Regions from separate parts of the Homo sapiens genome. Here region 2 is linked to region 1. Evidence: chromatin loops called from intact Hi-C (ENCODE). Cell type or tissue: Calu3. All regions are shown on one strand. Links, peaks and the distances in the headings refer to the core of each region. The heading gives the core; the rest is flanking DNA. Region 1 overlaps LOC124902439 (a long non-coding RNA gene). Region 2 has its middle 190 kb from the start of LINC02671.

What was found. Peaks named below come from ENCODE experiments on the same cell type or tissue, not always from the same donor. Only the 100,000 strongest peaks of a DNase experiment are listed, where the experiment ranks them.
Region 2: it touches region 1 in a loop (11-fold over the local background); 2 of 110 quality-filtered maps call a loop at or near these places.

The regions. Positions count from the first base shown.
Region 1 is chr10:64,429,710-64,432,641 of GRCh38, forward strand. The region is part of intron 4 of LOC124902439 (a long non-coding RNA gene); the gene reads left to right. Among named protein-coding and RNA genes, the nearest start is that of LINC02671, 490 kb to the right of the region's middle. In Calu3, for the core only: a CTCF peak has its summit at 1,204; a DNase peak (open chromatin) is centred at 1,222.
Region 2 is chr10:64,730,554-64,733,485 of GRCh38, forward strand. No RefSeq gene overlaps it. Among named protein-coding and RNA genes, the nearest start is that of LINC02671, 190 kb to the right of the region's middle. In Calu3, for the core only: no CTCF peak of the experiment used is centred there; a DNase peak (open chromatin) is centred at 1,388.

The sequences.
Region 1 (2,932 bases), core at 115-2,614:
TTATGGTCTGAATATTTGTGTTCCCTCCAGAATCATATGTTGAAATCCTATAACCGAAGACAATGATATTAGGAGGTGGGGCTTTGGGGAGGTTATTAGATCATGAGAACAAAGTCCTCATGAATGGGATTGGTGCCTTATGAAATAGGCCTAAGGTAGCTGGTTTGCCTCTTCCACCATATAATGGTACAGCTAGAAGGAGCTATCTATGAATAAGAAATCAAGATCTCACTAGACACCAAATCTGCCAGGATCTTGGTCTTGGACTTTCCAGCTTCCAGCTCTATTAGAAAATTTCTGTTGTTTATAAGCCACTCAGTTTATTGTATTTAGCTATAGCAGCCTGAACAGACTAAGACATGTATCTTCATAGTTGCTTACAAAAAGCCTTCAACAAAATTCAAAGCCACTTCCTGCTAAAAAATATTCAAGAAAATAGTGATTATGGGCACTTTTTAAAGATGATAATATATGTGTGTACACATATATGTGTATATGTGTGTACACATATATGTGTATATGTGTGTACACATATATGTGTATATGTGTGTACACATATATGTGTATATGTGTGTACACATATATGTGTATATGTGTGTACACATATATGTGTATATGTGTGTACACATATATGTGTATATGTGTGTACACATATATGTGTATATGTGTGTGTATATATAAAATATACAAATATACATTTATATAAACATATACTATATATCTTTGTCATAAAACTGGTATTTTATGTAATGAAAATGTATACTAGGCATTTTCACTAAGTTCAAGAAAGATGCAAATATGTCCACAATCTCTGATAGTATTTAACATTATACTACTTTTATATAAGAGAAATTCATGGAGGCATAAGTATGGGTAAAGAGAAATAGGAACATCTCTACTTTCACCTGATAGGATAGACTCCTGGAAAACCCTGGAGAATCAATGCTAAAAATAATGTAAACAATAAAATAATTCAGTTAGATGGCATAATATCAAATTTACATACAGAAATCAATAAGCCTATGCTATAGTTCGAATGTGTTCCCTGAAAAATTCAGGTATTGCCAATATGATAGAATTAAGAGGTAGGGCCTTTAAGAAGGGATTAGGCCATGAGAGCTTTTCCCTTGTAAATGGGATTAGTTGCCTTTATAAAAGAGCTTGATGAGGGAAGCTTGTCCCTTTTGCACTTCTGCCCTCTGCCATGTGAGGGCACAACATTCCTCACCTCTAAAGGATGCAGCATTACAGCGGCATCTTGGAAGCAGAGAGCAGCTCTCACCAGACACTGAATCTTCCAGCACCTTGACCTTGGACCTCCCAGTCTCTAAAACTGAAAAAAAATTTCTGTTGTTTATAAATTACTCAGTCTATGGTATTGTGTTACAGCAGCACAGATGGCTAAGATGCCCTATTTAAAAGGTATTACCTTTACTAAAAATAAAAAAACAAAAAACATAAAACAAAATGTTTAAAGCCCTCTTAAAAGCCAAAAAGTAGACTTGAATAAATGGAATGACATGCACAGTTCCTGGCTAGACCAACCCAGTATTATAAAGATGTCATTTCTATCAAAGTTGTGTTTATAAATTTAACACCCAATAAAAATACAAAGAAGCTTTTTATGAAGTTAGACAAAGTAACATTAAATAGAAATTTAAATATGAAAAAGCGACATGCAAAAATAGATAAGAAAACACTATGAAAGAAACACTATGAGAAGGTTTAGCCCTACTAGGAATTTAAGCTCATTATTAAGGCACAGCAACTAAATCAGGTGGTACTTGTGGATGAAGAGACAAAAAAGCCTGTTTTTTTTGTTTTGTGAAATATATTTAACGTCTTGAAATAGACCCAAATGCCTATGAAAACGTAGTAAATGATAAAAGCGGCATCTCTTGTCACTGGGACAATGATGGGCTATTGACTTAATGGTGGTGGGAAAATGGATAGCCACTGGAAGATGACATAGTTAGATCTATTTCTCACACCATTCACAGGAAGGAACTTAAAAAGTTTCAGAGATCTAAATGCAAAACATGTAATTGTACAACTACTGAAAGAAAACATGAGTAACTTGTTTTTTAACTCTCATCTAGGGAAAGACCATCTCACAATTCAGAGGCAATAAAAGGAAAGATTGATGAATTTGACTACATAACTATAAAATATTTTCATGGCAGAAAAAGTAGAAAATTGCCAAAAGATAACTGACAAACGTGCTGAAAATATTCAACGTAATCTAGAAAAATGGCTAATATACTAATATATAAAGAACTCTTTAAAATTGAGGAGACAAAAATCTGAAAACCTGCTGAAAAATGAAAAAAGATATTACCAGACATTTCTTAAAATATATTTCTATAAAAATGTGCAAAGTGAAATACAAAGAGTAACCAGAAACTAATGAGGTTGGTTAATTACAGGGGATGTGTAGAAACAGTGTGGAAATATTGGGCAAATAAGAATGAGGCAGAAGAGATGAGGGAGAAGTGACATTTCTATGAATACATATTTTTATAATAGTTTTGATGCTTTAAACCATGGTGATCCTTCACATATCCCAAAATATAAACAATTAAAATTAACCAGAATTTTAACAGGGGGGAAACTGAAGATGAAATATGAAGCGTAACAAATCAAATCAATTACAAATTAATAGCATTACCACAGTAAAGACTGTGCGAAGAAAATAACCTTAAGTCGGTTTGGAAAACAGCATTTTGACTATATACTTTTTAGGTTAAAGACCAAAAGAGCTGCACACAAATATAATACTCTAGTTAGTAAACTTGTTTCTCATAGAACTGTAGATAACAATTATGAAAGTACTTTATATGTATATCAGGACTGAAGAAATAAGCACCTATATGGTAAATAATTAGAGCTGAATTCTCACTCAAAGAAAGGACTTAGAAATAAGTAAAAAGGG
Region 2 (2,932 bases), core at 99-2,598, 300 kb after region 1:
ACCACGCCCAGCTAATTTTTGTATTTTTAGTAGAGACAGGGTTTCACCATGTTGGCCAGGATGGTATCCATCTCCTGACCTCGTGATCTGCCCTCCTCAGCCTCCAAAAGTGCTGGTATTAAAGGTGTGAGCCACCGTGCCTGGCTGAATCTACTTTCTTAATGTAAATTTTATAAAATCTAAATAGAAATCAAGTATTTCTGATACAAATTTAGTGTCTGAATTGACATGGCTGTAAAGTGAAAAATCCATGCCAAATTTGGAAGACTTCGTACCCCCAAAATGTAAAATATCTTAATAATATTTTGTACTGATTATGTGTTGAAACGATAATGTTTTAGAAATTATCTAAATGAAATATATTATTAAATTAAAAGAAGTTAGACAACTCAAAATTCAATCAAATTGTAGAATATCAACATTTAGTCTTGTAGCCATGTTCTCTTTGGCCCTGATTTCAAGAATGAGGTTATAATACTATATCTAGTTATATATTATATAGCTCTCTATATAAATATAACATATACAATAAATTTATTATATAATATATATAATATAACCTGTTCTTAAAAACTGAATAATCCAGGGCCAATTTTTCTATTCTGTTGTGATAACTCAAGTGTGCATTTTAAGTTAGTCACCACCTATGATTCATTGTAAAGCATACTCAATTTTAAAACACATCCTGTCCTGAAGAAACTTGCTTGAACTTTGTCAATGTCATAGGTTTGTGCTCAGAATCTATTTCTTGAAGTGGATTTTAGGACTAGAAGAGCATCATAACTGTTGAAGGTAAGAACTCTGTAAGTGTAGCAGGAGGAGCCACAGACAAAACCCCTCAGACACCAGGTTAAAGAAGGAAGATGCTTTATCCAGCCAGGAGCATCTGCAGACTTGGGTCTCAAGAACCGAGCTTCTGGCCGGTCACAGTGGCTCACGCCTGTAATACCAGTACTTTGGGAGGCCGAGGTGGGCGGATCACAAGGTCAGGAGATCAAGACCATCCTGGCTAACACGGTGAAACCCCGTCTCTACTAAAAATACAAAAAAAAAGTAGCCGGGTGTGGCGGCGTGCACCTGTAGTCCCAGCTGCTGGGGAGGCTGAGGCAGGAGAATGGCGTGAACCCGTGAGGTGGAGCTTGCAGTGAGCAGAGATCGGGCCACTGCACTCCAGCCTGGGCGACAGAGCAAGATCTCCGACTCAAAAAAAAAAAAAGAACTGAGCTCCCTGAAGAAAGAGTTCCTGGCCCTTTTAAAGGCTTACAACTCTAAGGGGTCCACGTGAAAGGGTCGTGTGATAGATTGTGCAAGCATGGGGTACGTGACTAGGTGGGGGTGGTGAGCAAGGCAAGTATTTCTCCATACCATTGTCTGTGATCTATAGACAGCACAAGTGGTTAGGGTGGTGGTTAATCTTTAACTTACAGGCCTGGCCAGTGGCGCGGATCAGTCTGTTGTTTTTCAGTTTTTACTTCCTCCTTTTCTTTGGAGACAGGGGACAGTAGGAGGAATGGCCTCTTTCCTCATTAGAAGTGAACATCCTATTCCATGTGACCTGCAGCTAGCCCCTATGGTGTTGGGATGCAAGGAAGTGGTATGTGCATGCATAAACAGTAGTTAAAGGAAAGTGAAATCCAAATATTCAGGGCTTAGAAATGCAGCTCCATTATCACAGAAGACAAATGTGTATAGTGTTACAGGTAGTTAGATAGGGATGAGTGAGGCGGGAGAGGGCTCTTCCCCCACCCACTAGGAATGTCAGGTGATGGTTCAACAATTATCACACTGCCTCGCTAAAAATGACAACTCAGTAGGGAGTGCTAGGGCACCAGAGAGAGACAATCTCCTGATGATCCACAGCTATTAACATTAAAGTGTTAAGGGAATAGAGATGCCAGGGAGAAGAAACCTCCGGGGCATGCATGTTAACATACAAAATAGAGAAGTATGATCTTCCAGGGACACTTCACCAGAAAAGGGAAGAAAGCCTCAGATGGGCATACGAGCAACTTCCTAAACACACTACCGCATGCTCAGTTCCCAGGGGCAAAGAGGAGACTGCGCATGCGGGAAGCCCACCCTAAGGGAAGAATCATGGAAAAGAAGTGAGCCAAAAAGTCCTAGGAGACCAAGGTTAAATGCTCTCTTTGACCTTCAGACGCCTTTTTGGATCTCTTCCAAGTGAACTTTCCTTTCTTTCCTATTCTACAGCCTTTAAAAAAAAAACTTCCACTCTTGCTCTGAAACTCACTTCGGTCTTGTTCTGCCTTGTGCTCCTCAGTAGAATTCTTTCTTCTCAGGAGGCAAAAATTGAAGTTGCTGCAGACGCATTAAGATACACTGCTGATAACCTGGGGAAACTCTGATACCAGCCACCAGTAACATATAGTATGGGAAAATATAGTGGTCAAAGAACATGACCTCTGACAACACATTGCACAGTCCTTTGATATCCTGAGTTCACTTGACAGCTGAGTTGAAGAATCTACTTCTCTCTGTTCTGTTGTTCTTCTCTCTTCTCTTGGTGACTATTAAAAGTGGATTCAGAATAGACATTGTTTATAGCGTAGCTGAGGGAATGATAATGAAGTTGCACATAAAACTTTATCATGTTCATCCTCTGCCTCATATTTTTCCAAGTTTCATACTACCTATAGCTACCTGATATACTGCATGAAGTGACAGATCATATCATTTGGTAGTGACATGTTCTTTTATTTATAAATCTACCTGATAGGGAAAAGCAGCACTCACATTCTACTTTCTATTATATTTGCCTCGAGCTTAGTTGACATGCTTGTATGATTATTTTTCCAGAAGAATGTTAAAATAAAATTTTTAGTTTTAAAGCAAAATATATTAGTAAGTGTTGGGTTTTAAGGAAATTTAACAAATATCATTCCTGATGGGAACAACACATTTAAGCAGATGG